Regions from separate parts of the Homo sapiens genome. Here regions 2 and 3 are each linked to region 1. Evidence: chromatin loops called from intact Hi-C (ENCODE). Cell type or tissue: A673. All regions are shown on one strand.

What was found. A loop is a pair of places that touch in the nucleus more often than their neighbours do. Peaks named below come from ENCODE experiments on the same cell type or tissue, not always from the same donor. Only the 100,000 strongest peaks of a DNase experiment are listed, where the experiment ranks them.
Region 2: it touches region 1 in a loop (4-fold over the local background); 24 of 110 quality-filtered maps call a loop at or near these places.
Region 3: it touches region 1 in a loop (3-fold over the local background); 15 of 110 quality-filtered maps call a loop at or near these places.

What each region holds. Positions count from the first base shown.
Region 1 is chr15:37,879,341-37,881,840 of GRCh38, reverse strand. No RefSeq gene overlaps it. Among named protein-coding and RNA genes, the nearest start is that of TMCO5A, 54 kb to the left of the region's middle. In A673, a CTCF peak has its summit at 1,078 (motif pointing right); a DNase peak (open chromatin) is centred at 1,130; H3K27ac peaks cover 655 bases.
Region 2 is chr15:37,133,533-37,136,032 of GRCh38, reverse strand. No RefSeq gene overlaps it. Among named protein-coding and RNA genes, the nearest start is that of MEIS2, 34 kb to the right of the region's middle. In A673, CTCF peaks have their summits at 614, 1,220 (motif pointing right) and 2,206 (motif pointing right); no DNase peak of the experiment used is centred here.
Region 3 is chr15:37,750,224-37,752,723 of GRCh38, reverse strand. No RefSeq gene overlaps it. Among named protein-coding and RNA genes, the nearest start is that of TMCO5A, 180 kb to the left of the region's middle. In A673, no CTCF peak of the experiment used is centred here; DNase peaks (open chromatin) are centred at 1,123 and 1,193; H3K27ac peaks cover 2,454 bases.

The DNA of each region.
Region 1 (2,500 bases):
GCATTAACAGCATGTGAGAGACACACAATTCTACATGGCAGCTTCCATCATGCATTTCCCACGCAAGAAGGGGGGAAATGGGCTCTGAGTAAATGATGGGTGAATACAGAATCAATTGTCATGTATGACAAGACACTTTCTCTCTTTGTTTAATATATAAATCAAGAGCACTTATGAATTGATATTAATTAAAATAATGTATGTGCTTTCTTTCAACAGTAACATCAGCCTTGTTAAAAACGGAACGCTAAATCTTCATTAGACTTTCAGTATTAAAAATCTTGCATGAAATATGAATTAACATCTAACTTGTTGCTAGCTAGATTAAAGGGGAGAGAATGCAATAGGCACTTAGCACTGTGGACAAAAGCAGAAGCAGCTTTCCCAAACCTGGGAATAAGTGAATATCCTGAGGCTGCCTGCATCATTGTCCATCACTACCTCCTAGCAGGAATGATTGCTAACCAGGTGAAATTATGGAATGCTATTGCTTCCATCGAATCAAGATCATATCAAAAGGCAAATGCGTAGCGAGTCAACAAATCAACAAAATGCCCAAACATAAAAATTTAGCTCTTAAAAGTGCTTAGAGTTCTGTCTATAGATGTGGAGACATGAGTAAAATGTTCTTTGTTTTAGAAGAAAGCACATACACATTTCACTGCTTCACAATCTTTTCCACACATAGAAAAATTATGAAAAGCTCAAAGTGTTGTTACTTAGCTTTGTTGGATATTGGAAGTCAGTGACTACTTGCCAGGGAACAGGTGTGTGAAACACTTTTGTTCATTCTCTTCACATAGATGGATATTTGATGTCTTCTGATCTCGTTGCATTGGTGGCCTGAAATTAAAATAGATAATTGGAATGACCAGGCTGAGACCTCATATTGCATCCAAAAATACATTATGAAACTTCAATGATCTTATTGGCATTGTGTTGTCTTAGGTGAAAGCCACTCATAAACATACTTGCTTATAAAGTACACCATCGATCTTATAATTACATTCCACCTGGATTTCTACGTTTGGAAAATGTGATTGAATTTTAGACGTCTCCGGGGGTAGTGTGTACGTGCACAGCAAAACCACAAGGTGGTGGTATGGTGTCATCGTATTTTTTAAGAACAACAAGAAAAGGGGGTTTGTTTAATGAGCTTGCACTCACAAGCCTGCTCATCTAGTGAACTGTGACTTTTCAAATACCAACCTATTAATGTCAAAGGCAATACTGAAGGGAACAGTTCTGTTTGATTTAAAAAATACAGACAATGTGAAGTCCACTATGGCCTAGTATCTATCACCTATGGGGCTCCATTCATGCCTAATGCTTTATTCAAGTAAGACCTAGTTTTTATATATCAGATTAATACATATCTACAGCTTTGCACCTTTCTCGTTTGATTTTTTTATCATCAGGGCTCACCGGGGCCATTTTCATTCCCTTACTATAGCATCTGCAAGCAGGTGGATTAGAGATAACTCTCATTGTGCTTTGTTTTCCTCCCGACACTGTCATTAATCATTCCTTAAGCCACACTTCAACTTCTAGTAATCAGGACTGGCTGCTCCTGAGCTGCACAAGAATTGCCTCTCACAGTGTAATATGGAATTGGAAGCGAATGGCTAAGGCCAGACGCCTCTTCTGCATTCCCCATCTATCTCATCATTTAGGTATTTATCCATCTAGGGCTTGTACGGAGAGCACCTCTCTCCTTCCCATGAGGACACAGATTGCAACAGAGGATCAGATTTGTTACCCAGGCTTTGGGCTTTGATTGTCCTCTTATAAGTTCGGGATTAAAGTGAAATTTCCCACAGGGCTATGCAGGATTTGCTAGCATTTAACTGTTTAACCTGGCTGTTTGTGAATGAGAATCCTGTGGTCAACTATTCCGTAGAGAATATTATGGTAAGCTGAGCCTGAATGGTACACATTCCGGTGTGTTCCTGTAAAGATGGGCGCAGTTGATTCCAATTAACTTCATGTCTGATATTGGCTGTTTTCATGTACACAGACAGCAGGGATACTAAGGTAAAAAGAAAGTCAAAGCATTCCCTTTTATAAAATATGGATGTGGGCTTTAAATAAATGCAAATCTTCTCCCTCAAAATTGTGATTTCCGCTTATGGTTTTTACACTAATTGGAGAATTAATCAGTCTTGCATTGGGTTGTTTTCTATTTTATGTAATTTTTTCATGTTCTCTAATGTGTTTATCAATTTCAATCTAAAGAGGATTTGATTCCTTATTCAACATACCTTTGAATATGACCAAAACAGAAACAGAGTTATGAATTTATTTACATTTATTATTTTCATAATGAAAAATATGTACTTAGAATGTCTTAGCTTATATGTAGAAGTTAAACAGACACAATTTCCTGATTCTTTGTTATTTCTGAAGAGAAAGGTTTTTCTAATGTGTTCCTTATTCCCAAAACCAGAGCAATGAGAAATTGGGGGAAGAACTGTTCAAAAATCAAGTCTATATTGTCTGT
Region 2 (2,500 bases), 750 kb after region 1:
TTTAAATTAAAATAAAACCCTAAAACGTCTAATTATGTTCTAGCATCAAACAAAGCTTTTTCTCCCTTACAGTTATATTTTAAATGTTTTCTTAGTGTCTAACCATAGTTAAGATTCCAGTTTACAAATATACATCTACTGTGGGTTTTTTTTTTTTTTTTTTTTACAAATTTAATAATATCCTAAAGCCTAATTTTGTGTATTGGATTCATTTAAAATGTGGTTGCTACTCAACAATTTTGGAGGAAAGTATATTACATCAGATGTAACATTTAAACTAAATCCAGAAGTTAAAACTCTCTATAAATAAGAGAAACAGAAAGACTCCCAAATAAGAAGCATGAAAGCCCAAGGAGGAAGTTAATGTGCAGCACAAAGTCTTTTGGCCTCATGAGCACTGCGCCCAATGGATTCAGCTGCAAGAAAATGAAGCATCTGGCACGCAGAGGGGAGTAGTGCAAGTGTGTGGGCTTACTGATGCCAGACTACAGAAGTGGCTCAAGAGTAAGAGGCCATTGATGAGAAGAAGGTTTGGATTAGCTGTGGCCTTGAAGTTACCCCTGGAAACTGAGTAGCACTCAGTTGTGAGAGGTGCATTAACCTCTTCAGACCACTAGGGTTCAAAGTGTTCCATAAGAGGTAATTTATTAAATGGGTCCTAATTGCTTAGTAATGTACCTTCCAAAAGTCACTTCTCTGTGCTATGATTAGGCCTGGGACTTGCCAAGTGCTGTCATTCTCTTTGTAACTCCATAATGGAACTCTAGGATGTGGGAAGCTGATCCATTGGACAGCTGTATATCTAATCCAGGTTCAGAATCCTACCAGTGAAGCCAGACAACCTTTCATTTAACCCTCCAGTGTGTAAACACTGAAATACAAAATTGATACACCTTGTTTTGAGTGCCTTTTACTAAGTACATATATGTTTTAATAGAATGTGGGTAACTGGTATTCTTCCTTTGAAAAATAGCACATTTTTAAGATTTGTGAAGTATCCCTTTCATTAAATTCTTTCTTAAAACTATAAAAATAAGCATGCTATTCTGTTTTCACTACCCACAACAAATTTTCTCTTGGCCTTTTTTGTTTCATACGGAGGCCAATCAACGTGATTTTCTGATTGGCTCCCAACACAAAACAGAGTGCATTCTATGGGTCATCCACTTGGTATCACTGATTCCCATCAGGACTACTTAGGCACTGGTTTTGTTAATTAACAAGGCCAGCAGAGGGAGTGAGAGAGCATTGCTACAAAAATGAAATCAAAATTTAAAATAATAATAATAACAGTCATATGTAGAAAATCTGACATTAAACTACGGAGGATTATATAGCGTAATCTAAATATGGAAGCAACCTTTATCATATAGGTAACAGACTAGAATCAAAGAAACAGGACTTCTAGTCATTATTATAGTTTTATGATGTTCATGAACCAGCCAAATGTAGCTGTGCCTCACTCATTAAAGTCTTGAAAATGGCCACCACAGTACCCTCCATTAAGATAGGAAAGGCTTTTGCCCTTCATGTAAGAGAAAGTGATTACGTAAAGAATGGGAATTATTGTCATAAGTATAAAGCTGTTATCATTTCTGTCTTTCAGGGCTTTAGGTCATTTCTTAGTTTTGACCACAAGTGAAAAACACCTGGTTAGTATTCCCCCATTCCCTAAGAACATCAGTTTGATTAGATCATGAAGTTAGACACATCTTATTAACATGAACAAATAATCATTAGGTTACAAGATAGCATAGGGGAATGTCTTTCTACCTGAAAGATATTATGTATTCTAATCTCATATTTGTTTTACAACTCCTATTTCCAGGCCATGTAAAGAAGTTACATATTTTCCAGAAAGGTTTTCAGACAAAGTGTTACAGTGGAGTCCTGTTCAAATCCACCACTCAATGGCTTACAGTTATTTAGAATTTCAGTTTCATTCTTAAGGGAATGTGCTGTAGTTGTGTTTTCCAGATATCTTCAATAGTGTTTCTTACGAGATAATTTGTGTGGGCCCCATAACCAGTTTCCCACAGGGCAGCTTTAAGAAAATGACCATCAAAACCAACCAGCCTTTACACCATACTGAACTAAGTAAAATCTTTCTTTGTTTTACAAGTTTCAGATAATCTTGAAGATAGTGCAACTTGTCTGGACGTTTGGCAGAAAAAATAGTTTGGAAAGTAAATATTCAGTTCTGCTTTCTCCAGTAGATGTCACTTTCTGTACATAGGATATCAAGATATATAAGATGCACAGTATCCCTTACAATGATGGCAAAAAAATAACTTTGGGTTCCAGCCATATGTAACAGTTTTTAAGCTATCAATGGTATTTTCTAGTGTTTGGAATCACAAGGAATAATAAGGCAAAATTAATGCTATTAATTAACCATCTTACACATTTCTGTGTAGCTTTGGCAATGGCCATTAAGTATAACATACAATACAATATTGCTAATGCCTTTTCAATAGTTAAAGAAAACTAAGTATTACTC
Region 3 (2,500 bases), 130 kb after region 1:
AGTCTCGCTCTGTCTCCCAGGCTGGAGTGCGGTGGCATGATCTCGGCTCACGGCAAGCTCCGCCTCCTGGGTTCGTGCCATTCTCCTGCCTCAGCCTCCTGAGTAGCTGGGACTACAGGCGCCCGCCAACACGCCTGGCTAATTTTTTGTACTTTTAGTAGAGACGGGGTTTCACCGTGTTAGCCAGGATGGGCTCGATCTCCTGACCTCGTGATCTGCCCGCCTCAGCCTCCTAAAGTGTTGGGATTACAGGCGTGAGCCACCGCGCCCGGCCACATTCTGTTTTATTAATGAGTAAATCAAACCTCAGTCCGAGGTCAAACAGGTATGGAAGGATGAAACCAGAGTCCTTCCATTCTATTTTACCACATTGCCCTTCTTTATCCTAAAGACCCACTTAATTTGTTTTTTCCATTTTTGACCTCGTTTCTACTGCTTAATATGCATGGATCCAATGAAATCATAGGTTTCCGTCTATGCAGTGCGGGTCCTGATGCAATATTAAAATAAAAATGTATTTGATCTCAAATAAAATGTGAAATCCTCTACAAGGTCAGAATTCAAGTCCTAAAACCAGTTAAGTTAGAATGTGATAGGACTCCTTTTTCTTGTAAAAATATCATCTTAAAAACCTGACTCAGGTTTTTAAGGATGGGTATCAATGAGTACATGAAAATCTGGAAGATATCTCAGGCTTTGCCAAATATTTTTGGAAATATTCAAAGGGATGATAAAAGGAAAAGAATGTTGCAGGATTATTTTTGTTTGTAATTTTTGTCACACCAACTAAGATCAGAGGGAAAATGTCATTTTGAAGTTACGTGAAGAACATTTTTGACACCAGGCTAACTCTCCACATCTTTCTTACAAATAAAAAGAAACTCTTATACATATTCCTTTCACATAGCTATCACCCAACAATTTTTGAATTATGTGATTAAAGAAGACTTAATGATGAAATATGGGACATTTTGTAGCTTAAAGATGAGATTGCCCAAGCAGTGGTCACATTCATATTAAAGCTTCCAAATGCCACGTTCGTATTAATTTTTTCCTGGCCACGAAAAGATTTATTTTTATATATGAAAACTATAGACATAAGTTTATTTCTGAGTCCACTGAATCCTCTCCTCAAAGGGCAAAAATACTTCAATTTGACCACTCAGGAATGTGAAAGAAAATATCATGTCCCTAAAAATTCATGATTTTTTAAAGCATTTCCTTCCTTCCTTCCTCCCTCCCTTTTGCTCTCTCTTTTCCTTCCTTCCTTCCTTCCTTCCTTCCTTCCTTCCTTCCTCTTTTTCCTTCCTCTTTTTCCTTTTCTTTTTCTTTCTTTTATAGAATCCACAACTTTATTTTAAAATTTTATTTATTTTTATTTTCAACCCGGGGGGATGCATGGGCAACGTTGTTACAAGGGTATATTGCTTGATACTGAGGTTTGGCATACAGATGGTCCTGTCACCCAGGTGGTGAGCATAGTACCCAATAGGTTGTATTTGGCCTATGGCCACCTCCCTTCCTCCTGCATCTAGTAGTCCTCAGTGTCTCTAGTTCTTTATGTCTATGTGTATTCAATGTTTAGCTCCCTTTTATAAGTGAGAATATGCAATATTTGGTTTTATGTTCTGTTTAATTCACTTAGGATAATAACCTCCAGCTGTATCCATGTTGCTGCAAAGGATATAATTTTGTTCTTTGTCTGGCTGTATGTTATTCCATGGTGCATATGTACCACATTTTATTTATCCAATCCACTGTTGATGGGCACAAATGTTGATTTCATGTGTTTGCTATTGTGAATAGTGCTGTAATGAACATACAAGTGCATGTGACTTTATAGTAGAATGAATTATTTTCTTTTGGGTATATGTCCAGTAATGGGATTGCTGGGTTGAATGGTAGTTATATTTTAAGTTCTTTGAGAAATCTCCTATCTCCTCTATTTTAAGTTCTTCGGAAAGCAGTTGAGAAACTGACTTTTTAATGGTAGCCATTCTGCCTGTTGTGAGGTGGTATCTCACTTTGGTTTTGATTTGCTTTTCTTTGATGGTTAATTATGATAAACTTTTTTTTTTTCATTTCTTTGTTGGCCCCTTGTATGTCTTCTTTTGAGTAGTGTCTGTTCATGTCCATGGCCCATTTTCAAATTGGATTATTTGCTTTTTGCTTGTTGATTTAAGTTCCTTTACACTCTCGATATTTGACCTTTGTCAGATACACAGTTTGTGAATATTTTCCCCCATTCTGTAGGTTGTCTGTTTACTTTTTTGATAATTTCTTTTGGTGTACAGAAACTCTTTAGTTTTATTAGGTCCCACTTGTTAATTTTTGTTTTTGTTGCAATTGCTTTTGGGGACCTAGCCATAAATTATTTGCCAAAGCTGATGTGGAAGGTATTTCCTAGGCTTTCTTCTAGGATTTTTATAGTTTGAGGTATTACATTTACGTCTTTGATCCATCTTGACTTAATTTTTGTGTATGGTGATAAGTAGGGGTC